Regions from separate parts of the Homo sapiens genome. Here all the other regions are linked to region 1. A link is a loop called in an ENCODE intact Hi-C map of the cell type or tissue named here. Cell type or tissue: CD4-positive, alpha-beta T cell. All regions are shown on one strand. Links, peaks and the distances in the headings refer to the core of each region. The heading gives the core; the rest is flanking DNA.

The links. Peaks named below come from ENCODE experiments on the same cell type or tissue, not always from the same donor. Only the 100,000 strongest peaks of a DNase experiment are listed, where the experiment ranks them.
Region 2: a loop joins it to region 1, with 9 times the contacts of the local background. A loop is called at or near these places in 11 of 110 quality-filtered maps.
Region 3: a loop joins it to region 1, with 9 times the contacts of the local background. A loop is called at or near these places in 6 of 110 quality-filtered maps.

What each region holds. Positions count from the first base shown.
Region 1 is chr2:61,422,727-61,431,975 of GRCh38, reverse strand. All of the region lies in intron 1 of USP34 (ubiquitin specific peptidase 34), which reads left to right. Among named protein-coding and RNA genes, the nearest start is that of SNORA70B, 10 kb to the right of the region's middle. RefSeq lists a silencer at 1,742-1,936 and enhancers at 4,771-5,448, 5,449-6,126, 6,127-6,804. In CD4-positive, alpha-beta T cell, for the core only: a CTCF peak has its summit at 5,485 (motif pointing left); DNase peaks (open chromatin) are centred at 5,495 and 6,565; H3K27ac peaks cover 1,974 bases.
Region 2 is chr2:61,653,099-61,663,608 of GRCh38, reverse strand. No RefSeq gene overlaps it. Among named protein-coding and RNA genes, the nearest start is that of XPO1, 120 kb to the right of the region's middle. In CD4-positive, alpha-beta T cell, for the core only: CTCF peaks have their summits at 4,357 and 4,557 (motif pointing right); no DNase peak of the experiment used is centred there.
Region 3 is chr2:61,787,133-61,797,642 of GRCh38, reverse strand. LOC105374760 (a long non-coding RNA gene) reads right to left here and starts at 4,150. Exons shown (of 2, transcript XR_940139.2): 1 at 4,036-4,150. RefSeq lists a silencer at 3,813-4,016 and an enhancer at 3,950-4,049. In CD4-positive, alpha-beta T cell, for the core only: CTCF peaks have their summits at 3,929 and 4,147 (motif pointing right); a DNase peak (open chromatin) is centred at 4,142; H3K4me3 peaks cover 294 bases.

The DNA of each region.
Region 1 (9,249 bases), core at 2,851-7,850:
TATGATGTGTAATGATCAAATTGGGGTAATTATTGTTATCTCAAGCATTTATCATTCTTTGTGTTGGGAACATTCAAAATCCTCTCTGCTATTTATTTATCTTTTATTTATTTATTTTTTTGAGATGGAGTCTTGCTCTTGTTGCCCAGGCTGGAATGCAGTGGTGCGATTTCAGCTCACTGCAACCTCCGCCTCCCGGGTTCAAGTGATTCTCCTGCCGCGGGTCTCAAGTAGCTGGGATTACAGGCGCCTAACACCATGCCCGGCTAAGTTTTTGAATTTTAGTAGAGATGGGGTTTCACCAGATTGGCCAGGCTGGTCTCGAACTCCTAACCTCAGGTATTCCACCCACTTGGCCTCCCAGAGTGCTGGGATTACAGGTGTGAGCCACCACGCCCGGCCAGCCTCTGCTAGCTAAAATGTCAGATTATTAACTATAGTAATCCTAAAGCCAGGATCAGTGACTCATGTCTGTAATCCCAGTGCTTTGGGTGGCTGAGGCAGAAGGATCACTTGAGGCCAGGAGTTAGTGACCAGTGTGGGCAACACAGCAAGACTCCATCTCTACAAAAAGTTTAATTAATAATTAGTTGAGTGTGGTGAAATGCACCTGTAGTCTCAGCTACTTGGGAGGCTGAGGCAAGTGGATTGTTTGAGCCCAGGAGGTCCAGGCTGCAGTAAGCTGTGATTGTGCCACTGCATTCCAGCCTGAGTGACAGAGCTAAATCTCTTCTCTAAACAAACAAAAACCTGATAAAGCTCCAAAGAACAACAAAAACAAAAAAATAGTCATCCTGCAGTACTATAAAACACTAGAATGTATTCCTCCTGGCTAGGTATAATTCTCTGTTCATTAACCAATCTCTCCCTACATTCCTCTTCTCTAACCTTTCCAGTGTCTAGTTGTGTAAATTTCTTTAGTTTTCGTTTCATTTCATTTCGTTTCATTTCTTTTCTATTTTTCTTTTTTTAAAGAATAGGGGTCTTGTTGCCCAGGCTTCAGTGCAGGGGCGCACGATCATAGCTCACTATGAGCCTCAAACTCCCAGGCTCAAGTGATCCTCTCTTCTCAGCCTCCCAAGTAGCTGAGATTACAGGCTTGCACTACCATGCCCAGTTAATTATTTTATTTTTTGTAGCGAAGGGGTTGCCCAGGGTGGTCTTGAACTCCTGGCCTCAAGGGATCTCTTGCCTCGGTCTCCCAAGAGTAATTTCTTAATACGAAATAGCATTCAATTTCCCTTATATTCTCAGTTTTAAAAAATTCTACCTTTTCCTTCACAATTTGAATCAAGATTCACATGAGACCTATTAGAATTGCTGATTTTAAAAATTAACTAAATTGTTATATAATTTACATACAATAAGGTTAGTCTATTGTAAGGGTATGTGTTTATTCATTTTGACAAATGTATACACTCATATAAGAACCACAATTGAACATTTCCATCACCCAGTTATTCCTCATTCCTGTTTGTAATCAGCCCCACCACCAACTCTGCATTGTCGTAACTGCTGATGTGCTTTGTCACCTAAGCTTTATTTTTAAATGTATTTTATTATTATTATTTTTTGAGACAGTCTTGCTCTGCCACCCAGGCCGGAGTGCAATGGCACGATCCTGGCTCATTGCAACCTCTGCCTCCTGGGTTCAAGTGATTCTCCTGCCTCAGCCTACTGAGTAGCTGGGATTATGGGCATGTGCCAGCACGCCTGGCTAATTTTTGTATTTTTTTTTTCTTTTCTTTTTTTTTTTTTTTTGTGACGAAGACTCGCTCTGTCGCCCAGGCGGGAGTGCAGTGGCACGATCTTGGCTCACTGAAAGTTCCGCCTCTCGGGTCCACGCCATTCTCCTGCCTCAGCCTCTCGAGTAGCTGGGACTACAGGTGCCCACCACCACGCGCGGCTAATTTTTTGTATTTTTAGTAGAGACGGGGGGTTTCACCGTGTTAGCCAGGATGGTCTCGATCTCCTGACCTCGTGATCCACCCGCCTCGGCCTCCCAAAGTGCTGGGATTACAGGCGTGAGCCACCGCGCCCAGCCTAATTTTTGTACTTTTACAAATACAAAATTTTAGTGGAGACAGGGTGTCACCATGTTGGCCAGACTGGTCTCGAACTCCTGACCTCAGGTGATCTGCCCGCCTCGGCCTCCCAAAGTGCTGGGATTATAGGCAGGAGCCACTGTGTCCAGCTAGAAATAAACTTTATGTACTACTTACATCTGGTTGGTATTCTTTTTACTTAGCATACGGTTAGAAGTCATCCATGTTGCTTGTTGGTGCATCAGTAGTCGGTTTCTTTTTATTGCTGAATAGAATTCCGTATGTTGGCATATATATGATAACTTTTTTTTTTTGAGGTAGTCTTGCCCTGTTACCTGTCATGTGGTGCCATTATAGCTCACTGCAACCTCGACTGCCTGTGCTTAAGCAACTCATTCACCTCAGCCTCCTGGGTAGCTAGGACTACAGGTGCATGCTACCACACCCAGCTAATTTTATTTTATTTTATCTTATTTTATTTTTTGAGACGGAGTCTCGCTCTGTTGCCCAGGCTGGAGTGCAGTGGTGCAATCTTGGCTCACTGCAAGGTCTGCCTCCTGGGTTCATGCCATTCTCCTGCCTCAGCCTCCCAAGTAGCTGGGACTACAGGTGCCCACCACCATGCCTGGCTTAATTTTTGTATTTTTAGTAGAGACGGGGTTTCACCTTGTTAGCCAGGATGGTCTCGATCTCCTGACCTCGTGATCCGCCTGCCTCGGCCTCCCAAAGTGCTGGGATTACAGGCGTGAGCCACTGTGCCTGGCCAAACCTAGCTAATTTTAAAATTTGTTTAGTAGAGATAGTGTCTTGTACTGTTGCCCAGGCTGGTCTAGAACTCCTAGCCTTAAGCAATCCTCCCTCCTTTTCTTCCCAAAGCGCATCCTTTTTATTTATTTTATTTTTTTTATTTTTAAACTCAATCCACTCTAATGGAAATTTGGTTTGTTTCTAGTGTGAGTAAAGTTATTATTTTGTTTTGCTCTTTGTGTTTTGTTTGTTGGCTACCTGTGTGGACTAATTCTGTGAATTCTGGCTGCCCTGTAGTTTGTAGCCATTGATATCTCTGTTGGTTATTGTTACTGTTTCAATACATAATTCTTTTCTCTCTTTATTTTCAAACCTCACTTCCTAGGAGTTACCTCTGAATCGGCATAGCTAATTTTTTTCCTAAGTCTGTTGTAATTTCTAGGTTCCCCTCTTTCTTTTTATTTGTTGCAGAAACTGCTCGTTCCGTGGCTTGCTTAGTGCATACGATTTCCCATCTGGATTTTGCAGATTTTATCCTTGTGTAATTATTATGCTTTGTCTTTTGTATTTCCATACTTTTATTGCTAGATCTAGAGGCTTGATCAGATTCAGGTTAAATTTCTTGGCAAGACTGTTTTATAGGTTGTGTTGTGTTCTTCCATGGGGTTGGTTGGAGTGCCACTTAATGTCATAGTTAGCAAGCAGCCATTGCCTAAGGCTTTTATTACATTAACAGCTACAAAACTAATCCTGTCACTTTTTTCTTTGATTAGGTGGACTATCTGTATCAGGAGAAACTTGCTTTTATTACCTGTTTCATTACTTTTATTTGCTATTTCTACGTGAAAGTCAGGATGAATGGCTGATTTCTCCCTTTGTTAACCAGTTTTCAATGACTGATTTAACATTTGCAAAGGTGATCACTTTTTTTTTTTTTTTTTGAGAATCATTAGAAACTCATACTCAGAAATAACATTTTTGCCTTTGTTTAAGATTTGGAAGTTTTTTTTTTTTTTTTGTGACGGAGTTTTGCTCTTGTTGCTCAGGCTGGAGGGCAGTGGCGCAATCTTGGTTCACTGCAACCCCTGCCTCCCGGGTTCAAGCGATTCTTCTGCCTCAGCCTCCCAAGTAGCTGGGACTACAGGCACACGCCACCATGCCCGGCTAGTTTTTTTGTGTTTTTAGTAGAGACGGGGTTTCACCATGTTGGCCAGGCTGGTCTCAAACTCCTGACTTCAGGTGATCTGCCTCCCTCAGCCATCCAAAGTGCTGGGATTACAGGTGTGAGCCACTGTGCCTGGCCACCAAAAACTCTTTAGATTTGCCCTTTTGAGGCTATTTTCTAGATCCCGTAGGCATGCTTCATTTTTAGAAATTCCGTTTTCTTTTTTCTCCTGACTTGGGTGTTTTCAAATAGTCTGTGTTTGAACTCACTAATTCTTACTTCTCTGCCATCAATTCTGCTGCAAAAGACTAATACATTCTTTAGTATGCCAATTGCGTTTTTCAGCTCCAGAATTTCTGCTGGAGTCTTCTTACATGTTTTAATCTTTGTTAAAGTTATCTGATAGAATTCTGTATTCCTTCTGTGTTATCTTGAATTTCTTTGAGTTTCCTCAACACGGCTATTTTGAATTCCTTATCTGAAAGGTCACATATCTCTGTTTCTCCAGGATTGGTCCCTGATGCCTTATTTAGTTCATTTGGTGAGGTCATGTTTTCCTGGATGGCGTTGATGCTAGTAGATGTTCTTGAGTGGCATTGAAGAGTTAGGTATTTATTGTAGTCTTCACTGTCTGGCCTTATTTGAAGCTGTCCTTCTTGGGAAGGCTTTCTAGATATTTGAAAGAACTTGGGGCCGGGCACGGTGGCTCATGCCTGTAATCCCAGCACTTTGGGAGGCCAAGGCGGGTGGATCACGAGGTCAGGAGATCGAGACTATCCTGGCTAACATGGTGAAACCCTGTCTCTACTAAAAATACAAAAAAATTAGCCGGGCGTGGTGGCGGGCACCTGTAGTCCCAGCTACTCGGGAGGCTGAGGCAGGAGAATGGTGTGAACCTGGGAGGCAGAGCTTGCAGTAAGCCGAGATCGTGCCACTGCACTCCAGCCTGGGCAACTCCATGTCAAAAAGAAAAAAACTTGGGTATTGTGATCTAAGCTGTATCTGCTTTAGGGGTACCCCAAGCCCAGTAATTCTGTGGTTCTTGCAGACTCATACAGGTACCACCTTGATGGATTTGGACAAGATCTGGATAATTTGTGGATTACCAGGTGGAGACTCTTGTTCTCTTTCCTTACTTTCTCCCAAACACACGGTCTCGCTGTCCTGAGCCACCTAAAGCTGGGGTTGGAGTGAGTGACACAAGCACCCCTGTGGCCACCATGACTGTGCTGGGTCAGTCTTGAAATTAGGACTATGCTGGGTCTCACCCAAGGCCTGCTGTAACTGCACTCTGGCTACCTCCCATGTTTGCTGAAGGCCCTGGTGCTGTGCAATCAGCAGTTGGCAAAGCCAGCCAGACCTGCATCCTTCCTTCAGGGCAGCAAGATCTCTAGACCCCAGGTGGGTCCAGAAGTGTTGTCTGGGAGTTAAGATACTAGAGCAATACTTTTTGTATTGTGGCTGAGCTGGCATTCAAACCACAGGACTGGTACTTCTCACTCTTTTTCCCATTTCCACCTCACCTCGTAGCCACCGCCACCCCCAGGCCACAAGGGGTACTGCCAGACTCACCGATGTTTCTCTAAGGCCCAGTGTCTCTGAAGTCAGCTTGTCATGAACGCTCTGTTACCTGGGACTCACCCTTCAGGGCAGTGGGCTCCCCTGTGGCCCAGGGCAGGTCCAGAAATGCCATTTAAGAGTCAGGTCTTAGAATTAGGGACACCCAAGAATCAACTGGTGCTCTACCCTGCTGTGTTTGTGCTGGTACCTAAGCTGTAAGACAAAGTTCTCTTTACTCTTTCCCTCAGCTTTTCTCAAGTAGGAGTTTTGCCCCATAGCCACCACAGCTGGTAATGTGCTGAATCTCACTGAAGCCAGCAAGTCTCAGAGGCTCAACTGAGGCCCTCAATGTAGTACTTGGATATCGCTACTGGTTATTCAGGGCCCAAGGGCTCCTCAGTTAGGTGATGAATGCTGTCAGCTCCTGTCTTCTGGCCCAGGGTGTGTGTAGAAATGTCTGGGAGTTAGGGCCCTGAACAGGGGACCTCATGACTCTGAGCGGTGCCCTGTCTTGCTGTGGCTGAGCTGGTATCCAAGATGCAAGAGAGTCCCCCCCACTCTTCCTTCTCTCCTCAAACAGAAGGAAGGCATCTTTCTTGGAGCCCTGAGCTGTGCAGCCTGTCGAGGGGAAGGGGTGATGCCAGCACTCCATTGGCTGCCCCGCCTGGTGTCTCAGTATGTCTCATTCCCTGCTTCCTGTCCCCCTTCCCACCACCTCTACTGTCTTGGTGCCCAGTTCATTCATTACTAAGAATCGGTTAAGAGTTGTAGTCCTTACGGCTCAGACTGCCAAAAAGTTTACTTGGAAACATGGAGTGCTGTAGCCCTCCATGGTGAGGCTGGTGGGAACTCAAGTTGGGACTCCTGGGATCGGCAGTTGCCCTCCGCTTTAGGGCTGGTTTAAATGCTCCCTCCCTGGGTGGGAGTCACCTGGGTTTGATCTGGTTTTCTTTTCTGCTCTCACAGGACAGCACTGAGTTCAGTGGCTTGCAGTTGCTGTGTTGTCCCTCCCTCAGCACCGAGAGGCTCTAGGCACCAGGCCTTTTGCTGCTGGCTGGGGGAACAGGAAGTGTGCGTAGTTGCTAATTGAGGACTGTTGTTTCTCCCTTCAGTGATACGCAGTTAAAACCAGGTACTATGAGTACTCACCTGATTTTTGTTTTTTATGAAGGTGTTTCAGTTAAAACCAGGTACTATGAGTACTCACCTGATTTTTGTTTTTTATGAAGGTGTTTTTTCTATGTAGATCTTAATTTGGTATCCTTGTTGGCGGGGGCATGGGCATGATCAGTGGAGCCTTCTATGCTTGCTCTGCCTCCCACCTGTTTTCAGTCTAAAAAATCAGTGGCAGCTGGGCGCAGTGGGCCACACCTGTAATCCCAGGAGGCCAAGGCAGGTGGATCATGAGGTCAGGAGTTTGAGACCAGCCTGGCCAACGTGGTGAAACCCTGTCTCTACTAAAAATACAAAAATTAGCCGGGCGTGGTGGTACATGCCTGTAATTCCAGCTACTCAGCAGGAGAATCACTTGAACCTGGGAGGCGGAGGTTGCAGTGAGCCGATATTGCACCATTGCACTCTACCCTGGCGGACAGAGTGAGACTCCCTCTCAAAAAAAATTCAGTGGCTTCCATTAAACTACAGTTTGGATTTCCTGAACTCCTTTAAAAAATAATTGCAAAAATTTTTAATTGTGGTAAAAAAAAATATAGAACATAAAATTTACTGTTGGTCTTTTTTTCTTAAATAGAGAGGGGGTCTCGCCATGTTGCCTGGGCTGGTGTTGAACTCTTGGGCTCAAGTGATCCTCTTGCCTTGGCCTCGCAAAGTGTTGGGATTACAGACATGAGCGAAACATTTCTTTTCTTGATCATTTTTTATGTATATAGTTGAGTAGTGTTAGAAATGTTAACATTCTCGTGCAACAAATCTCTACAACTTTTTCATGTGACAAAACTGAAACGCATTTCTGGGCAACCACCCTTCTCCTTTGTTTCTGTGAATTTGGCTACTTTAAATACCTCATACCAGTTGAATTGTACAAGTACAGTCATGCACCGAGTAACGATGTTTTGGTCAATGATGGACCTAGTGTAGGACAGTGGTCGTAAGGTTATAATTTTTACTGTACCTTTTCTATACTTAAATATGTTTAGATATGCAAATACTTACATTGTATTATGGTTGCCTAGAGTATTCAGTACAGTTACATGCCATACAGGTTTGTAGCCTAGGAGCAATGGGATATTTATACACCGTATAGTAGAGGTCCAAGAGAGCAAAGATCTCTTGGAGATGGTGCTTTCAATTCATTTCAGTATATATGCTCACGAGTGGGATTGCTGGATCATATGGTAATTGTGTTTCTGATTTTTCAAGGAACTGTCATACTGTTTTCCACAGCAGCTGTAACATTTTATATTCCCAGCAAGAGTACACAATGGTTCCAGTTCCACATAACTTGTGAACATTTATTTTATTTATTTTGTTGTTTGTTTTTTAAGAGACAGGATCTTGCCCTGTTACTCATGCTGGAGTCAGTGGCATGATCATATCTCACTATAGCGTTGAACTTCTGGACTCAAGCCATTCTCCCACGTTATCCTTAGTGTCCTGAGTAGCTAGAACTATAGGCATGTGCCACCGTGCCTGGCTAATTTTTAAAAATATACATATTTTTAGAGATGGTACCTTGCTGTGTTGCCCAGGCTGGTCTTGAATTCCTGGCCTCAAGCAGTCTTCCTGCCTCAACCTACCAAAGCACTAGGATCGGAGGTGTGAGCTGTTGGGCCTCACTGGGGATTTTGATAGTGATTGCTTTTAATTCATAAATCAATTTGGGTGGTGTCGATATTTAACAATATAATGTCTTCCAACCAGTGAATGTGGGATTTCTTCCCATTTATTTACATCTTCTTTAATTCCTTTTAGCAACATTTTGTAGTTTTCATTGTTAACAAGTCTTTTCCTCCTTGTTTCATTTTTCTTTTTGATGCTGATGCAAATGGATTTTTTTTAATATTTCCTTTTTAAATTGTTCATTGTTAGTGTATTAGAAATGCATCTGACCTGTAATCCCAGCACTTTGGGAGGCTGAGGCGGGCATATCACTTATGATCAGGAGTTCGAGAGCAGCCTGGCCATCATGGTGAAACTCCCTCTCTACAAAATACAAAAACTAGCCAGGCGTGATGGTGGGCACCTGTAATCCCAGCTACTCAGGAGGCTGAGGCAGGAGAATCGCTTGAACCTGGGAGGCAGAGGTTGCAGTGAGCCAAGATTGTGCCACTGCACTCCAGCCTGGGCAAAAGAGTGAGACTGTCTCAAAAAACCAAAAATTTAAAAAGACAAAAGTATATCTGATTTTTGTGTTTTGAATTTGTATCCTGTAACTTTGTTGAATTCACTTATTTTTTGTTTGTTTGTTTTTGAGAGGGGGTCTCACTCTGTTACCCAGGTTGGAATGCTGAAATGCAAACTGCAGTTTAATGGAAGCCACTGATTTTTTTCGGCTCACTTCAGCCTTAACCTTCCAGGTTCGAGTGATCCTTCCACCTCAGCCTCCTCAGTAGCTGGGACCAGAGGTGTGCACCACCATGCCTGGCTAATTGTTTATATTTTTCGTAGAGATGGGGTTTCACTATGCTGCTCAGGCTGGTCTTGACCTCCTAAGCTCAAGTGATCTGCCCGCCTTGGCCTTCCAAAGTGCTGGGATTACCGGCTGTTAGTTCT
Region 2 (10,510 bases), core at 2,240-7,239, 230 kb before region 1:
CTTGCAGTAAGCCAAGCTCACGCCACTGCACTCCAGCCTGGGCCACAGAGCAAGACTCCTTTTAAAAAAAATAAATAAATAAAACAAACAAAAAACACCCCAGGAATGCAGTTCTTCTGTCCTCAATATATTATAATACTTTATATTAATGTATTTAATGAATAGTTCTTGAGAATTGACTATGTACCAGGTACTAGACCAATTCACAATCCAGCAGGACAGGCAATTTTAAAAAATGGTATAAATGGTTATATTTAAGCATGCCGTGGTGAAAAGGACTATAAAAGAAAAGAAGAAGGTGCAATGAGAATATATAACACCTTGTCTGAGGTGTTAGGGAAGGTCTTCCTGAGGAAGTGAGTAAGAAGCTGAAATGCAAAGGTTAAGTAGGATGAGGTTAGCTAAGCAGAGAGATAGAGAAAGAACTTTTGCGCGTGCCAAGTCTGGAGGTGGGAGAAACTTATCACGCTCAAGGAACTGAAAGGCCTTTGTGAGCTGGACTGTGGGAAGTGAGCAAGAGAGGGTACACAATGAAGCTGGAAATGCACGTGGAGGTCAAATCATGCAGGGCCTGTGGATCGCATTAAGGATTTTAGACTTTCTCCGACAAGAAATGAGAAGCCACTGGAAAGTTGTAAGAGAGAAACAACATGATCACATTTTCATTTTTATGAAAACTCCAGCTGTTATGTGGAGAATAAACTGGAAAGAACAAGAATGAAAATGAGGCCAGGCACAGTGGCAAACGCCTGTAATCCCAGATGTTTGGGAGGCCAAGGTGGGCGGATCATGAAGTCAAGAGATCGAGCCCATCCTGGCCAACATGGTGAAACCCCATCTCTACTAAAACTACAAAAATTAGCTGGGTGTGGTGGCACTTGCCTGTAATCCCAGCCACTCGGGAGGCTGAAGCAGGAGAACTGCTTGAACCCGGGAGGCGGAGGTTGCAGTGAGCTGAGATCACACCACTGCCCTGCAGCCTGGGCAACAGAGCGAGACTCCGTCTCAAAAAAAAAAAAAAAGAAAAGAAAAGAAAAGAAAATGAAAACTAGGGAGCTATTACAGTAGTCCAGGTGAAAGATCATGGTGTCTTGAACTAAGATGACAGCAGTGAAGATAGATATGGACAGACTCAACATATTAATGCACAACCAAAAACTCAGCTTTATGCCTAAGGGGGAAGCAAGGGAAGCATTCTCACTAAACTTAGGAACAAGACAGGATGCCCACTATCACCATGTTATTTAACATCTTTCTAGATGTGTTAGTCAATGCAGTTAGACAAGAGAAGAGAACTCATGGTATCAAAACTGGAAAAAAGTTATAAAGTATCGCTATTTACATAGATTCTATTATTATATATCTAGAAAACCCAACAGAATCAAATATAAAATCCACTATAAACAAAACAAATATTCTATTAATGTCTATAAACCAATTATCTTTTATGTATGCAAATAGCAATCAATTAGATATAGTGGGGGAAAGACACTATTTTTAATAGCAACAAAAAACGTAAATTCCCAGACCAGGCATGGTGGCTCATGACTATAATCCCAGCATTTTGTAAGGTTGAGGTGGGCAGATCACTTGAGCCCAGAGTTCAAGACCAGCCTGGGCAACATAGTGAAACCCCGTCTCTACAAAAAAAAATACAAAAATTAGCGGGTCGTGGTGGTGCATCCCTATAGTCCCAGCTACTCAGGAGGCTGAGGTGGGAGGATCGCTTGAGTCCAGGAGGTTGAGGCTGCAGTGAGCCATGATCATGCCACTGCTCCAGCTTGGGCAACACAGTGAGACCCTGTCTCAAAAATAAAAATTTAAAAATTCCTAGGAATAGACTTGCCAAGAATTGTACAAGGTCTATATGATGAAAACTTTAAAATTTTCCTCAGGAACACAGCAAAAACTTGGAACAAATGGGAAGGTCTCCCATGCTCTTGGATAGGATAACATTCACAAAACATCAGTTCTCCCTACACGCATCCACACATTTAGAAACAGATACACCTTTGATTCATTGGCAAATGCAGTTTGGGTTGCTTAACAGGTGAAAACAGAAGCCACAAGGTGGTAGAACAATGTTAATTGAGGAGAAGTGCCTTTTTATGGAGGTAGAGGCAGAACAGTGTGTGCAAAAACACGGGAAATATTTATTCCATCCAAAGTGTGCAAAGACCTGGGGTGGGAAGTACTTACCCCATCCAACGAACTCAAAAGTGGATTGCAGTAAGTGAGGAAGAGAGAGTATGCATTGAATTTGGAAAGGTAGTGAGTTTAGAAGAAGTGAACAGAAAGTGAAGCAGTGGAGACTGGAGGCTGCAGGCCATAATCCCAGCAAGACTGGCTGCTCTGGAGGCAGGGATAGGATGCTGACTGATAGCTCCTTAGCAAGGGAAGTATTCAGCCCCACCCCTCCCTCTAAGAGGGCAGGGATTCTTCATTGCTATGTTTAGAGTAGTACTGCATATGAACTGGACCTTCATGGATGTCTCCCAAAGTCCCTGAGCTCAGTGACCTTGGTTCTTCCTAGGTCCCATGGCTCTCACTGGAAATTGGTTCTCAACAGTCCATTTTCAGCCCTTCACAGGAGACATATGGTTCTTTTCACAAGACATCCACTCTTGACTTAATACCAGCAGGGCATGATGAACTTGGCATTGTTTATCCAGAAGCAGGGAAGGATGAGTGAGGGAAGCTCCACTCGCCCCAGGGCCACCCTGCTGCAGTGATCTGTGGCACAAAGGCCAGAGAACCGGCTCCTTACAGAGGTGCAGTTGTGGTTAGGAATGGAGGAGAGCTAACAGAACTATGACCTCTTACCCAGAGTTAACCAAAGATATGGCGGTGTAGACTTAGGAAGCCCCAACTTTATGTACCTAATCAATGCCTGATTTCCTGTCCCAAAGAAGCTTGGGCCCTGGGAAGGTGACTTGAAGTCCATTTCCTGGAACAAAGGCACACAGCAGTCCTGCTTCATGAGCTGCCAAGTAAAACTGTCAGAATCTATTTAAGAAAACCAGGCCAGTCTGGCCGTCTGGCTGCATTTACTGAGAATGGCCACTGAGACAAAGAGGGAAAGAGTGTTCATTCAATTCATTCACTGATATTTACTGAGGGCCTACCACATGCCAAGTCTCTTCTAGGTGGTAGGGATACAGAAATGAGCCAAATAGACACAACCCCTGTCCTCACAAGGCTTACTTTCTGGTGGAGGGAGATAGACCAATAAAGATGTAGACAAAATAGTATTAGTTAGAAGGGGTTAAGTGCTTCAGTTTCAGTTAGCATAGAAAAATGTCAATAGGACATTTTTAGGATACAACAAGGTATTGGCAGAGCATATAGATTAGGTGCAGGACCCTGTATTAATGTGGTAGAGCAGTCGATGAGGGGCTTTCTAAAAAGGTGACATTTAAGCTGAATCCTGAAAGATAAAGAGCCAGGCATGTGAAGAGTAAAGGAGAAGGAGAAATATTACAAAGGCCTGAGTTAGGCAAGAACTTGGAATGTTCAAAAAACAGAAAGAACATCAATTTCTGCAGTGCACAGAGTTGGGAAAGATCCTGAAGGTGAGGCTGGGGAGGCCAACATGTCTTGAGAATGTGGGTCTTTCCTAACATGTTGTGCCCGTTACAGCACGATTATCGATTCGAACATAACACTGCCCACTCACAGCTCACTGCCTAACTCAGCTACCTGGCCTCAGCTCAGAGACAGGCCATCTTAAGAAAGTCCCAAGAATGGCCAAAGCAGAAGTCAAGTTTATGCTCCAAAGCTCATATACAACACTCATCGGGGAGCTTCTGGGATTTTCATTCAGATAATTTTCTTTCATCTTAAATACTCTTTTAATAAATTTCCTTATTGGGTTTCCAAGCCAACAGCAAATTACAAGCAACAGATTAGAAGGGGAGGGAAGGGCAGGCACTCTGTTCAAATGACATTTTAATTCAGTGACTCATTTTGCTTGGACACCACACTCCTCTGATACTGGCTTCATGTGACTGCAAGGACTCCCAGGATCACTCGAGCACCAGTCTGACATTTATGTTTACTGTACCATGGTACAGTGAGGACACTGATACACATTAGCAGTCCAAGATACAAGTCCTGATTGCCCCATTCATAGTTTTGTGTCCCCATTAGATTGTGAATGACATAAGGACATGTGTCTTAGTCATCTTTCAGTTCACCCATAACCCATGCCCCTTCTTCAAGCCTAGAATAATGCCAGTCATGTAATAGTGCCTGATAAATGGATCTGGAATAAATAAATGGAAATATGATCTTGGATAAATTACTCTCTGTGTTCCTCAAATGCCTCATCTATAACAGGAAAGAGCATGTGCATCTTAAGGGCTTGCTTGGAATATTAGATAACACAATATATATAGAAAGAGTAATGTTAAGTAAACGTACAATATAAATATGAGATATTTTGCTCCTTGTGGCTGAATCACACAGAGGTGTCCTTCAAAGGGTCAAGGGACCATTTAGGTCTTTATGCCTATGTCTTGAGTAGTTGCCACTAGATGGCAATATTTTCTTAAGGCATGGTTAGCCATTTTTGAGTCTACCCCAGTGGTCTTCAAACTGGGGATTCCCATGCTGTTGGGAGTACAAAATGCTTTCCAAGAGGTGCTCAATTATAGATAGCTTTGTGGAAATCTGATCCTCAACTTCAATGTATTCTCTTTCCTAAAATCAGCCTGCTTGGGAAAGCACCCATGTTCACAATAGCTCTTCTCCAACTTTTCAAAAACGAAAGCATACCCGTTCTTCACCTGAAATCTTATTTTATGGCACCATCAGATAAATACCCACCAAGACATCAGACGAAGGTGAAATCTTCAACAATCAAAAAGGAACCAGTCTTTTTCTATCTTTCACATACTTCTGTTAAGAGTGAAGGCCGGGCGCGGTGGCTCACGCCTCTAATCCCAGCACTGTGGGAGGCCGAGGTGGGCGGATCACGAGGTCAGGAGATCGAGACCATCCTGGCTAACACGGTGAAACCCCGTCTCTACTAAAAATATAAAAAATTAGCCGGGCGTGGTGGCGGGCGCCTGTAGTCCCAGCTACTCGGGAGGCTGAGGCAGGAGAATGGCGTGAACCCGGGAGGCGGAGCTTGCAGTGAGCTGAGATAGCGCCACTGCACTCCAGCCTGGGCTACACAACGAGACTCCATCTAAAAAAAAAAAAAAAAAAAAAAAAAGAGTGAAACTTGGCTTTAGGAATGGGGTATTTTGGCTCTTGTTGTTATGGTCTTCATGAATAAAATATATGGTAAGTGGGGTGGTGGGAGTAAGACCTTTTCCATCCTCTAAGAATTATTGGCAAATGCCTTGATCTTAAGAAAGCAAAGCAAAGAGAGCATCTGTTTAAAAAATGCTAAAAAATAGCTCTTTTACATATATAAATATAGTAAATTTTCAGCCAGGTGCAGTGGCTCACACCTGTAATCCCAGCATTTTGGGAGAGCAAGGCAGGCAGATCATGACGTCAAGAGATTGAGACCATCCTGGCCAACATAGTGAAACCCTGCCTCTACTAAAAATACAAAAATTAGCTGGGCGTGGTGGCGGGCACTTGTAATCCCAGCTACTCGGGAGGCTGAGGCAGGAGAATCGCTTGAATCCGGGAGGCGGAGGTTGCAGTGAGCTGAGATTGTGCCACTGCACTCCAGCCTGGCAACAGAGCAAGACTCTGTTTCAAAAAAAAAAAAAAAACACAAAAACACTGTATATACATAGTAATTTTCAGCTATTCTCAATACTCATCTCAAACTCACATCATTAGCAGGAATGAAATATGTTGGAATGGCCAAAGCAGTTAATTATTTTAATTTATTTATTTACTTTTATTTATTTATTTTTAAAGATGAGGTTTCACCATGTTGGCCAGGCTGGTCTGGAACTCCTGGCCTCAGGTGATCTACACACCTTGGCCTCCCAAAGTGCCGGGATTACTGGTGTGAGCCACCACACCTGGCCTACTTACTTATTTTTGAAACAGGATCTCACTGTGACCCAGGCTGGAGTGGAGTGGCATGATCAAAGCTCACTGCAGCATTGACCTCCCAGCTCAAGCAATTCTCCCACTTCAGCCTCCCTAGTTGGTGAGACTACAGGCACGCCCCACCATGCCAGGCTAATTTTTCTATTTTTTGTAGAGATGAGGTTTCACCAGTTGTCCAAGCTGATCTCGAACTTCTGGGGTCAAGCCATCCTCCCACCTTGGTCTCCCAAAGTGCTGTGATTACAGGCGTGAGCCACCACAACCAGCTGATTATCTTAAATGTAACTAAAATATGTTTTTAGGATCACCAAACTTTTCATGACACACTAGCTAAAAGAAACCAATAAAACTTTTACATGATTTCTTTCAAATGTGGTGTGTGTTTTTCAACAAGGTAGTTATAAAATATTTGTATCAAATCATATGATAAACTATTCATACTCCATTTGCAGAACAAAATAAAATTTTAAAACATTCCAATATTTGTCAATTCTTATCTTTATTATCTCATTTTATTTAATATTGTCTATTTCCCACTAACGAAAACACAATTCTATGTTACTTGCCAGATCAATTCATTTTTGCAGCTTATTTATATGTTTTCATTAAATCCGTAAGAAAAGTTTTCTCATGATATCTAATGAAACTGGCTGGGCGAGGTGGCTCATGCCTATAATCCTACCACTTTGGGGAGACAAGGCAGGAGGATTGTTTGAGCTGAGGACAACATAGTGATATCATGCATGTCTCTACAAAAAACATTTAGAAATTAGTTGAGCATGGTGGCACTCACCTGTAGACCCAGCTACTTGGGAAGCTGAGGCAGGAGGATCACTGGAGGCCAGGAAATTGAGGCTGCAGTGAGCTATGATCACACCACTGCACTCCAACCTGGGTGACAGAGCAAGGTCTTATCTCAAGATAAAATTAAATTAAATTAAAGTAATGGTTCTATGTCTGATTTCCTCAGAGTTTGATACTTGCATATAGATACATTTTACCAAAGGAATGTCATTATTTGTACTATATTCCTTGCTCTATAAATAGTTTATAATTTGGCTACTCATGACATTGCATTACTGTAAATTAGATAATAAAGAACAGTATATTGATTTGTTAACTTGTTTTTATAACTTTAAAAACTAATAAATGGAAAAAATACATAACTGAATTATACTAAATCTACCTCAACTTAATCTTTCCCACTTTTAATCCTTACAACAACCCTTAATATAGGTACTATTATTTCCCACACAGAGTTAGGTAATTTATCCATAGTTACAAAAGAAAAAAAAAGCCCTTTGCACAGGCCAATAATAGATGTCACAAGAACCACGACATATATAAAGTGTATAAGCAAGTCTTAAGTTACACTTTATATATTCCAACTGAAGTGGTTAAAATACGCTATTCAGTGCGGTGCTGCACGCTAGTAATCCCAGCACTTTGGGAGGCCGAGGTGGGTGGATCACTTGAGGTCAGGAGTTCGAGACCAGACTGACCAACATGGTGAAACCTTGTCTCTACTAAACACAAAAAATTAGCCAGGTGTGGTGGTGCATGCCTGTAATCTCAGCTACTTGGGAGGCTGAGGCAGGAGAATTGCTTGAACCTGGGAGGCAGAGGTTGCAGTGAGCCGAGACTGCACCATTGCACTCCAGCCTGGGCAACAAGAGCAAAACTCCATCTCAAAAAAAAAGAAAACAAAAAAAAACCACGCTATTCTAGGCCTGGCACAATGGCTCAGGCCTGTAATTCCAGCACTTTGGGAGGCTAAGGCAGGTGAATCACTTGAGGTCAGGAGTTTGAGGCCAGCCTGGCCAACATGGTGAAACCCCATCTCTACTAAAAATACAAAAATTAGCCAGGCGTGGTGGCGGGCGCCCATAATCCCAGCTACTCAGGAGGCTGAGGCAGGAGAATCTCTTGAACCCAGGAGGTAGAAGTTGCAGTGAGCCAAGATTGCACCACTGCACTCCAGCCTGGGTGACAGAGCGAGACTCCATCTCAAAACAAACAAACAAAAACCACGCTATTCTGGCATATTGATTATATAAGTTAAAGACACTTAAAAAACAACAGGTGTAAGAAGGTCATCTTGACCTTTGTGATCTTAAAAGCAGAAAATGAAATTCCGTGTGGAAGACATCCTCTCTATTCTAGAAAGATACAACAGCCTCATCATCAATGACAACAAAGTTGAGGCTGAAGGAATTCCACACAAACAAAACTTGTTAAGCTAACTCTTAACTTCCTAACTCCTTCTCTACCCAATTAACTACCCTAGCTGAAACCCCTGTGTCTTATGACATTTTCACAGTTTATTACTCTTTGTTGAATTCAGTATGTAAGTAACTGGCTGTTTCTTTTTCTTTTTTATTATTTATTTTTGTGACAGGCTCTCACTCTGTCACCCAGGCTGGAGTGCAGTGGCACAAATACAGCTCACTGCAGCCTTGACCTCCTGGGCACAAGCAATCCTTCCACCTCAGCCTCTCTAGTAGCTGGGACTACAGGCATGCACCACCACACCTGGCTAATTTTTGCTTTTTTTTTTTTTTTTTTTTTTGTAGAGACGGGGGTTTCAGCATGTTGCCCAGGATGGTCTCAAACTCCTGGGCTCAAGTGATCCACCTGACTTGGCCTCCCAAAGTGCTGGGATTACAGGTGTGAGCCACCACGCCTGGCCTGTAACTGACTGTTTCTTTAGGTCTTTATTTCTTTATGAGGGCTCCCATGCCATGTAAGAGTACAATATTATGTTTTTCTTCTGTTAATCTATGTTACGTCAATTTAATTCTTGGACCCAGCTGGAACCCTAAGAAGATGGAGGTGGAATTTTTCCACTCCTATACTTTCAGGCAATGAGGATGTAATCCTCAAATGTTGGGGGCCACCCTACTCACTCTGGAGCCTGCAGATGAGATCCCAAGACACCTGACAAAAGCTGAAAGAGGTAGGAATTCTTATCAAAGTCAGCTCTCCTGGATCTCTGTAGTGCGCAGTTGAGAGAGAAAGGTAAAAGTTTTCCTTGTCCCTTCTTTTCTAAATCTGGATTGGCAGGAGAAAACCGTTTGTAAGAATTGGCTCTTTGAAGTGTGACTCTTGTGAATTTAGTTCTGGCTACCCATTGGTTATTGATCCACAGCCTCCCTGGAATAGTCCTTGTTTTCCTTGTCTGTATCTTTTGTGTGTTTCTTTTGAATTGTTTTATGCCTTGAGAGCTTGGCTTTGTGACCAGTGAGGATATTCTCTCTAATCTCTGCCAGCCAGGAGACACAAATTGTTAGGCTTGCACCTGGCGGCTAGCAAGCTGGCCAGGAGCACGTAACACGAAGTGTCTCTTTGTCCCATCATGCGGTCTCTCAGGGAAGTTTGTATTAATTGTCTCAACTTTCATCACCTTGTTAACAGCGAGGGTCTGGCCAGTCACAGTGGCTCATGTCTGTAATTCCAGCACTTTGGGAGGCCAGGGCAGGAGAATCCCTAGAGGTCAGGAGTTTGAGATCAGCCTGGGCCACATAGCAAGACCCAATCTCCATAAAAAAATTTAAAAATTAGCCAGGGTGATGGTGCACACCTGTGATCCCAGCTAATCAGGAGGCTGAAGTGGGAGGATCACTTGAGCCCAGGAGATTGAGGCTGTAGTGAGCTGTACTTGTACTGCTGCACTCCAGCCTGGGTGACAGAATGAGACTGTCTCAAAAGAAAAAATTATAAAGAAAATAAACAATGAAGGTCTTTGCTTTCTTTGGGAGGCTGAGGCAAGTGGATCACCTGAGGTCAGGAGTTCAAGACCAGCCTGGCCAACATGGTGAAACCCTATCTCTACTGAAAATACAAAAATTAGCAGGGCATTATGGCAGCCTCCTGTAATCCCAGCTAGTCAGGAGGCCGAGGCAGGAGAATCACTTGAACCCAGGAGGCGGAAGTTGCAGTGAGCTGAGATCATGCCACTGCACTCCAGCCCGGATGACAAGAGCAAGACTCTGTCTCAAAATAAAATAAGTGTTCCAAGCCAGGCACGGTGGCTCACACCTGTAATCTCAGCACTTTGGGAGGCTGAGGCGGGTGGATCACCTGAGGTCAGGAGTTCAAGACCAGCCTGGCCAACATAGAGAAACCCTGTCTCTACTAAAAATACAAAAATTAGCTGGGCCTGGTGACACGTTCCTGTAGTCCCAGCTACTCAGGAGACTGAGGCAGGAGAATTGCTTGAATCCGGGAGGTGGAGGTTGCAGTGAGCCGAGATCACGCCACTGCACTGCAGCTTGGGGGACAGAGCAAGATTCCATCTCGAAAACAAATAAATAAATAAATAAATTGTTCCAGAAGTTGTATGAAATTCCTAAAAAGTGATATGTCCTAATATAACACTATCAGTCATAATTCTAGTTATAATCTTAAAATGTTGTATGACACAGAATATAGGCAAATTTCCCTGCAAGTTGAATTATTATTATAGAAAACTCTCATCAGATATTTAACT
Region 3 (10,510 bases), core at 2,139-7,138, 370 kb before region 1:
TTGGGAAAAGCCCCTTATAAAACCATCAGATCTCATGAGAACTCACTCACTATCACAAGAACAGCAGCATGGACTAACCACCCCCGTGATTCAATTATCTCCCACTGGGTCCCTCCCATCACACGTGGGGATTATGGGAACTACAATTCAAGATGAGATTTCGGTGGGGACACAGCCAAACCATATCAAATATTATGGATTAATTAACTATGGCCAAATTTAATCAGTGCAAAGTCACACTTATTTTTCTTTCTTTCTTTCTTTCTTTTTTTTTGAGACGGAGTCTGGCTCTGTCGCCCAGGCTGGAGTGCAGTGGCGCGATCTCGGCTCACTGCAAGCTCCGCCTCCCGGGTTCATGCCATTCTCCTGCCTCAGCCTCCCAAGTAGCTGGGACTGCAGGCGCCCGCCACCATGCCTGGCTAACTTTTTTTGTATTTTTAGTAGAGACGGGGTTTCACCGTGTTAGCCAGGATGGTCTCGATCTCGTGACTTCGTGATCCCCCTGCGTCGGCCTCGCAAAGTGCTGGGATTACAGGCGTGAGCCACCGCGCCCAGCCTATTTTTCAGAATAGTACTTTAGTCTCGTAAAAACTCTCATTGTTAAGTAATATATATTCTATTGAGAAAGTCAGGTCTAAGAAAAGAAAGAGTTGAATGATTCTCATGAGTCTTATCTCATTTATAACAGATTTGGGGGAACATTTTATTTTATTTTTTATTTTTTGTAGAGACAAGATCTCGCTATTTTGCCCTGGCTGGTCTCAAATTCCTGGGCTCAAGTGATCCTCCTGCCTTGCCCTCCTAAAGTGCTGGGATTACAAGCATGAGCCACCACACCTGGCCGAAATTTTAATTTCATTTCTCACATCAGTTTTTTTTTTTTAAATCAAACCATGACAGTAAATTGGGAATTTCTGCTTTATCAGAAAACCTACTTTTAAAGAATTTGATTCTAATTTAGTCCATAAAATTGATAGCACACACATTTTTTCTTGGGAATTAAAAATGTTTCAAATATGCCACTTCACTTATTCATGCAACATGAATGGGTTATATTTTTTTTTAAATTTAATTTTAGGTTCTGGGATACATGTGCAGAACATGCAGGTTTGTTACATAGGTAAATGTGTGCCATGGTGGTTTGCGGCACCCATCAACCCATCGCCTAGGTATTAAGCCCCTCCCTCTCCCAGCGCCCCCCACACGCCCCAGTGTGTGTTGTTCCCCTCCCTGTGTCCATGTGTTCTCACTGATGAACAGGTTCCTAGTTTCTTTTTCTTTTTTTTCTTTTTTTTTTTTTTTTTTGAGACGGAGTTTTTTGCTCTTGTTGCCCAGGCTGGAATGCAATGGCGCAATCTTGGCTCACCGCAACCTCCACCTCCCAGGTTCAAGCAATTCTCCTGCCTCAGCCTCCCGAGTAGCTGGGATTACAGGCATGCACCACCACACCTGGCTAATTTTGTATTTTTTTTTTTAGTAGAGATGGGGTTTCTCCATGTTGAGGCTGGTCTCGAACTCCTGACCTCAGGTGATCCACCCGCCTCGGCCTCCCAAAGTACTGGGATTACAGGCGTGAGCTACCGCGCCCGGCCACAGGTTCCTAGTTTCTAAACACCTATTATGGACCAGGCCCACTAGACACTGGGATACAAAAGTCAACAAGACCCGGTCCTGCCCTCAGGGAGCCTGAAGTGTAAGGGGATGGAGAGAGGACCCAACTTCTCATGGGCTGTGAATGGTCCGTGGGACTGGGCTACGCTGGGCTGGGCTGTGAGAGTGAAGCAGAACCCAGCCAGTCTCAGGGAGACTAGGGGCCTCTTCCAAAAGGAAGCTGAGGCCTGAAAAAGGAAAAAAAAACCTTTTCCTCCAAAAGTGACTGCATGAGGGAAGGGGGTGTGTATGAAGGCCCAGAAGTGATAGTGCTTGAGAAAGGGAGGCCGCATGGCACAAGCACCAGGTTAAAAGAAGAGGCTGGGCCAGCCCCAGAGTGACCCCATAAACTTATTAGAGGGTTTGGACTCCATAACAATGACAGGATCCCTTCCTTCTATTCCTTTTCTTTCCCTTCCTCTTTCTTCCTTCCTTCCCTCTTTCCTCCCTTCCTCCCTCCCTCCCTCCCTCTCTCCCTCTCTCCCTCCCTCCCTCTCTTTGTTTCTTTCTCTCATCTTTCTGTCTCTCTCTCCCCCTTTCTTTCTTCTCCCTGCCCTTCCCACCTCTCTTTCACGCTCTCTGTCTCTTTCTTTCTCTTTTAGACAGGTCCTCACTCTGTCACCCAGGCTGGAGTGCAGTGGCAATCATAGCTCACTGCAGCCTCCAACTCCTGGGCTCAAGCCATCCTCCCACCTCATCCTCCCAAATAGTAGGGATTACAGGTGTGCACTACCACACCAAGCCATTGAAGGATTTTCAAGCAGGGCAAAGACATACTCAGATCTGCATTTTATAATGATCATTCTAGTTGCTGTCAAATGGCTCAGATGCTGGCAAGCCTGGAAGCAGAGACCCCTCAGGGTAGGGAGAGGCAGATCCATGGGAGAGAGTGTGGTTCCCTGAACTAGGACTCAGTTGGGAAGAAAAGAAGTGGATGGATTTGAAAAACAATTTCCCTGAGCAGGTTCCCCTACTGCAACCTCCAACTCCAGGTTCAAGTGATTCTCCTGCTTCAGCCTCCCGAGTAGCTGGGATTACAGATGCGCAGCCACCACGTAATTTTTGTGTTTTTAGTAGAGACAGGGTTTTGCCATATTGGCCAGGCTGGCCTCTTAACTCCTGACCTCGAGTGAACCACCCACTTTAGCCTCCCAAAGTGCTGGGATTACAGGCGTGAGCCACCACGGCCAGCAGCCCTAGTGATATTCTTGAAACAAACAACTTAGGTATTTAATACATCTAAATACTTTCTTGGAGCCATGAAAAATGTCAGTGGTCTGTGGTGAACGAGTTTTCAAATCTCTTGCTTATAGGCCTAATTTTATACCTATAAGAGCAGGCTTGCAAATTGCTTTCTCTAATTTTTATTCCTAGGGTCATATGACATTAGTCTAAATAAGTAAACTTCACCTGTTCACACGCTATAGAAACACAGCAAAGCTGCTCCAGGCTGGGCACCGTGGCTCACGCCTGTAATCCCAGCACTTTGGGAGGCTGAGGCAGGCGGAGTACCCCCGCCAGGAGTTCAAGACCAGCCTCGGCAACAAAGTAAGACCCTGCTTCTACAAAAAAAAAAAAAAAAATTAGCTGGGCGTGGTGGCGGGAGCCTGTAATCCCAGCTTCTTGGGAGGCTGAGGTAGGAGAATCGCTTGCACCCTGAAGGCGGAGGTTGCAGTGAGCTGAGATCGCATCACTGTACTCCAGCCTGGGCGACAGAGCGAGACTCCATCTCAAAAAACAAAACAGAACAAAACGAAACAAAAAAACAGCAGCTGTAAAAAAGGATGAATTCATGTCCTTTGCAGGGACATGGATGAAGCTGGAAACAATCATTCTCAGCAAACTAACACAAGAACAGAAAACCAAACACCACAGGTTCTCACTCATATGCAGGAGTTGAACAATAAGAACACATGGACACAGGGAGGGGAACATCACACACCGGGGCCTGTCCGGGGGTGGGGTCTAGGGGAGGGATAGCATCAGGACAAATACCTAATGTAGATGACTGGTTGATGGGTGCAGCAAACCACCATGGGACATGTATACCTATGTAACAAACCTGCAGGTTCCGCACATGTATCCCAGAACTTAAAGTATAATTAAAACACACACACACACACACACACACACACACACGCGCGCGCGCGCGCACAAACAGAAAACCAACCCTGCTCAGATCCTCACAGCAGCAGGTGTGGCCGCCGCTTCTCTTACCATTGCACTTCCCCGGCTTCTCTCCAGTAGGGGAGTCCGCCTGCTGTTTTGCGGCTCGCCGGGGTGCCCACCCCCAACAGTAAAGGGATGGGTGCAGGTCACACACACCACACTTCACACGAATGGAAAGGGCGAGGACCCGCCTCTGCCCGAGCCCACCGCACATACCATTCTTCAGCCTTCACCTGGAGCATCAGGGCGGTGCCTTGGAGGGCAGGATGATTTCGGGCTGCGGAGGCGGCGACACAGGCCTGACAAGGCGGCAGGTGTCTGGCTGCACGTCTTCTCTTCTCCAGCAGGTGGCAATGAGTTAGTGTCAGCCTCCAAAGAGGACAGAAGGCACAAATATTTACATTTTTTTTTTTTTCCTTAGACGAAGTCTCTCTCTGTCGCCCAGGCTGGAGTGCAGTGGCATGATCTCGGCTCACTGCAACCTCTGCCTCCCGGGTTCAAGCGATTCTTCTGCCTCAGCCTCCCGAGTAGCTGGGATTACAGGCACCCGCCACCACTCCCAGCTAATTTTTGTATTTTTAGTAGAGACGGGGTTTCACCATATTGGCCAGGCTGGTCTGGAACTCCTGACCTCGTTATTTTAACCGCCAACCTTAAAAATATTTAAATTTTGCTTAAACTAGAATAAAATAAAAGGTGCTAGGAGCTGCGAACAAGAAGAAGGCATCTTAAAATGCTCATAGAAATAGAATCCTAAATTTTATGACTTTTTTTTTTTTTTGAGATAGGGTCTCACTCTGTTGCCTAGGCTGGGGTGCAGTGGTAAGATAATCTCCGAGTAGCTGGGATTACAGGCGCCCTCCAGCACCCCAGCTAACTTTTTATTTATTTTTTTTTTATAGAGATGGAGGTCTCGCCATGGTGCCCAGGCTGGTCTCCGGCTCCTGAGCTCCAGTGATTCTCTCCTGCTTCGCTCTCCCAAAGTGCTGGGATTACAGGCATCAGCCATCACACTGGGACCCTTTATGGCTTTTTATATTAAAGATGATGCCACTGACCAGTGCCAGTGGTGAAACAGTAGAGTCTGAAGATGACTCTGGGCTTCCAGGATGAGGAAAGAGCTGTAACCCAGTGCCTTCCTGTTTCTTTCAAACTCAGCTTCCCATGACTTTCTCCCTCCCCGCTGGAAGGGCTGCAACTTCCAGTGGGCACCCAAGACTTCCAGATAAGAGGCAACTGGCCTTCTCAGATAACTCCTGACTCTTGGCATCTACATCCAGACAGCCTGATGCCACATTGTCTATGTGGACCCCACGGATAAGAATGTTCAAGTTTTGGTCTTGAAAAAGAGAGAACAAAAAGGGAGGAATGTGCCTTCATTGGAATGCTCACTATGACCTGTCCAACAGAACACTCTGTTAGTGGTGGTAGTTCCCTGCAGGTCTGCATCTACAGTGCTGTGACTTTGCCTGAGCTCCGTTGTACAACATCTGCTTGTCTTTGCAGAAGAAATTCTTGCCTTCTCAGGTGAAAAGAATTCTAATGAGGGTCATAAGGCCGAAGGAGAGATTGTTGTAAGTTTTAGAGCAGGAGTGAAAGTTTATTAAGCTTTAGAGCAGGAACTAAAGGAAGGAAAGTACACTTGGAAGAGGGCCAAGCAGGCGACTTGAGAGACCAAGTGCACTGTTTAAACTCTTTTCTTTTTGAGACGGAGTCTCCCTCTGTCACCCAGGCTGGAGTACAGTGGCGTGATCTCCGCTCACTGCAAGCTCTGCCTCCGTGGTTCATGCTATTCTCCTGCCTCAGCCTCCTGAGTAGCTGGGACTACAGGTGCCTGCCACCACGCCTGGCTAATTTTTTTTTTTTTTGTATTTTTTTAGTAGAGATGGGGTTTCACTGTGTTAGCCAGGGTGGTCTCGATCTCCTGACCTCGTGATCCGCCCGCCTCGGCCTCCCAAAGTGCTCGGATTACAGGCGTGAGCCACTGTGCCCGGCCTGTTTAAACTCTTGACTTGGGGTTTTATGTGTTGGCATGCTTCCAGGGTCTTATGTTATTTCTTCCCACTCCTGAGATCTTAGCGAGAAGCTGCTGATCACCAGTTTCTTTCTTTTCCTTTCCTTTCCTTTTCCTTATCTTTCTTTTTTTTTTTTTTTTGGCAGGGTCTCACTCTGTCACCCAGCCTGGAGTGCAGTGGTGCCATCTCGGCTCACTGTAACCTTGGCCTCCCAGGCTCAAGCAATCCTCCCACCTCAGCCTCCCAAGTAGCTGGGATTATAGGTGTGTATCACCATTTCCGGCTAATTTTTGTATTTTTTGTAGAGACGGGATTTCGGCATGTTGCCCAGGCTGGTCTTGAACTCGTGGGCTCAAGTGATCCATCCACCTCAGCCTCCCAAAGTGCTGGGATTATAGGCGTGAGCCACCAGGCCCAGCCTTCAGGCATTTTCTTTTCTTTTCTTTCTTTCTTTCTTTCTTTTTTTTTTTTTTTTTTTTTGAGACGGAATCTCGCTCTGCTGCCCAGGCTGGAGTGTAGTGGCACCATCTCAACTCACTGCAACCTCCACCTCCTGGGTTCAAGTGATTCTTCTGCCTCAACCTCCCAAGTAACTGGGATTATAGTCATCAGGCCCGGCCAAGCATTTTCTAGTTATTAGGAGACTGCCTTTCCCTGGCGGGGGCTGTGACCAATTATTACTTTAGAAAGACAGTTAACAATTGCCTGACCATCACCTGATGGTCCGTGGACACTCCTGGTGTGTGTGTGAGGGCAGCCCTTTCCTGCCCTGCCCATACCTCACTAGCTACCTACTGTAACAGCCCTGGTACCAGCATATCACCCATGCCTTCTCTTGCAGACCCCCAGCTTATAAGTTTCCCAGTAAAGCCTGTTCCTTTACCTACGATGCTGTGAACTTGCCTGAGCTCCATTGTACAACATCTACTTTGAGCTGCTTTCCAGATGATGACTATTCTTTTGCCTTCCATGCTCTCACCATTGTAAGCTCTCTGGGGACCAACATACAGAATGAAGCAGCAATCTTTCTAATTGGAAGAAGGCAAATAAAACCATGATCTATTTTCCAGTGGGATGTCTTTAAAGCACTTAAAAAGCATCATTTGCATTTGGTATGAGACTTGAGAAATATGTAATTTTCATTTCTCCGTTCTTATTTATGGCACTATCAGTTTAGTTGATTTGTAAAATTTATCCTGGCATTTTCTGCCCTACATCTCTATGGAAATATCCAGGTTTGCTGAACATGCCTCTTTTCTATGCATTTGATGGAGGCACTGAAGAAAAGAAGTTGCCCATTGTGACATCCACTTATGTAGTCTTTTGTGCTTCAAAATAAATGCATAAAGACCTTATCAATCACACAACAACACAGTGTCATGATTTCACAACTTCTTGTAAAATGTTTGCATAAACAAACTCTTTTATATTTGGCCTACTAAACTAATTAAGAGAAAACAGCTGTCTAAAGTTACATTATGGAAATCTCTGTTGTGCCAACATGCAAAAATCGTTATTCTCTTGAATATGATTAAGGCATTGTGTTTGGAAGTAGCCTTGAGGGTTCAATTTCTTTTTTTTTAAGATGGGTTTTTGAGACTCTGTCGCCCAGGCTGGAGTGCAGTGACGTGATCTTGGCTCACTGCAACCTCCGAAAGGGCTCAAGCCATCCTCCCACTCAGTCTCTCAAGCAGCTGGGAATACAGGCTCACGCCACCATGCTCAGCTAGTTTTTGTATTTTTTTTGTAGAGACAGGTTTTCACCATGTCGCCCAGGCTGCTCTCCAACTCCTGAGCTCACACGGTCTTCCTGACTCAGCCTACCGAAGTGCTGGGATTACAGGTGTGAGTCACTGTGCCCAGCATAAAATTTCTCATTACACCTCAGTTTCAGGTACAGGTTTTGGTAATTTAATCCCAGCACTTTGTATGTGTTCTTCTAATGATTTTTTTTTTTCCTTTTCAATGAGGAAAATCAGCATCTGATTGTAGCTGAATTCTGTTTCTTTTTAATAGTAAAATGATTTCTATCTCAATCATACTAAGTGTATGAAAACTAAACTTGCCATCATTGGTATCAGCCCTTCGGTTTTTCGTTTTTACTTTCTTTCTTTTCTTTTTCTTTTTTTTTTTTTTTAGACAGAGTCTCCCTCTGTCACCCAGGCTGGAGTATGCAGTGGTGTGACCTCAGCTCACTGCAACCTCCGCCTCTCAGGTTCAAGCGATTTTCCTGTCTCAGCCTGCTGAGTAGCTGGGATTACAGGTGCCCGCCACCACACCTGGCTAATTTTTGCATTTTTAGTAGAGATAGGTTTTCACCATGTTGGCCAGTCTTGTCTAGAACTCCTGATCTCTGGTGATCCACCTGCCTTGGCCTACCAAAGTGCTGGGATTACAGGCATGAGCCATTGTGCCTGCTGACTTCCCTTCATTTTATGAATAAAATAGGAGCAAAATGCAATCGAACATTCAAATAACTGCATAAACAAACTGATCACCAAAGCTAGTGACTGCCAAAATTGAACTGAAACTTTTGGCTGTATCACCATACTGTAGTTCAAAATATCAATTCATCAGCTGATATAGAAAAACCTGAACTGAGTGAAAAGTGGCTTGGGGTGTGAATGTGTAATACATAGAAGAGCAGGTGGTAAAATTGGAAGGACTACCTATATATCATTACAGTCAATGACTCTATCTAGTAGTTTAAAAACTTATTTTCAATTTTTTCTTAATAGACTTTAACAGGTCTACTTTTTACAGAATGACAGAAAATGTGTGCCAGGTAAAGGATACATCGATGCCCACTCAGGCTAAGGAGCCATTTGTACTAGTAATCTTCAAAAACCAGACACTCCTCTCAGAGCCCCCACTGTGGATCTAAGCTTCTGCAAGATTCCTCTAAATAGAGGCCTCCACTTCCCCTGATTTTCCAGGAGAATGCTGGTCTCCTATTTCCCTCTAAACCTTTTCACTTTTATTCTGGTTTTTGTCAGATTGAAAAGAAATCACCAAAGGTTTATTTCAAGGTCGCTTCACATAGGCATAATTAGGCTTATTGTCTTTAGCCAATCGGGTATTTTTCCTTTTTAAATAATTATATAATACTTCTTAAAAACATCCAGAAACCCTGGCTCTTAGAGGCAGGGATGGAATACTTTGACTATCTATCTAACAGGAGCAGATCTTTATCTTCAATCAGATGCTTATTGTGAAGGAAGAAAAAAACAGTAGAACATACACACACAATGCTAGAATGATTTTATTCATTGATTCAACAAATAAATGAATCCTTATGAAGCAAACTGCTAGCTTCTGAGAGGGTACAAAATGTATGAACTCAGGTCATTACCCTGAGTTTATTATCTCACTGGGGCAACTAAGCATACATGCTAAAAAAGTTCATGATACTAAGGGAGCTTATGAATAAAGCGTGAGATGTGTCATACAGATTATAGTTGCTGTGGAAGTTCCGCCCTTTTATATTCTCAGTTCATTACTCCTTATAATTTCAGGTGCCCTTGTGCCCTGTCTAGACTTCATGCCCAGCCACTTTAATTACATTAGCATCTCAGAATCCTCTGCCCACTTGATCTTTCATATCTGCCTTATCAATCCCCACCCCTGGGTAAGCTCCACTGTCTGCTTTCTCAGCTTACTCTCCCAGGGTGCTAAGCCTAGCTGGAGAGAATTGTGTTCTTTGCTTTATCTGATTGTCTATGTGATATCACACAGTAGCTCTTCCAATTTTTTCTGCTCTCTCGGAGCTCTTGATCCCAGAGGTTCCTTTATCTCAGCAGAAGACGTGATCTCCTCTTTTGATGAAGGAACCAAGAACTTGATATCACCTTCCATTTTTCCAATCTGAAAATTTTTCTGATCCTCACTCTTCCTTTCCAAAAATAACTTCACCCTTTACTGATGATCCTACCCCCTAGAAACTTCCTCCAGAATTTGGCCTAACTATGATTTCCCCTCTCCTTGTGTGATCTTCACTCTTGGTCTCCACTGGCTCCTTCTTTTCAATCCACAAGCATGTTTAAGACTCTCCTTTTACAGCTGGGTGCGGTGGCTCACGCCTCTAATCCCAGCACTTTGGGAGGCTGAGGCGGGCGGGTGGATCACCTGAGGTCAGGAGTTCGAGATCAGCCTGGCCAAAATGGTGAAACCCTGCCTCTACTAAAAATACAAAAATTAGGTGGGTGTGGTGATGTGCGCCTGTAATCCCAGCTACTCAGGAGGCTGAGGCAGGAGAATTGCTTGAACCCGGGAGGTGGAGGTTGCAGTGAGCCAAGATCACGCCACTGCCCTCCAGCCTGGGCAACAAGAGCAAAACTCTGTCAAAAAAAAAAAAGACTCTCCTTTTCCAACCTCCTGCATTAGTTATCTATTAACTGCATCAAAAATTACCTCAAAGTTTAGTAGATCCAACAACAAACACATGATCTCACAGTTTCTGTAGGTCAGGAATAGGAGATCAGCTTAGCTTCTGGTGGTTCCAGCTCTGCATCTTTCACGGGGTGCAATCAAGATGTCAACCAGGGCTGTCATCATCAGAAGGCTTTACTGGGGCTGGAGAATCCACTTCCAAGGTTGAGCATCCTCACAACATGGCAGCTGGCTTCCCCAGAGTGAGTGATCCGAGAAAGCAAGCAAGAAGGAAGTCCCAGTGCCTT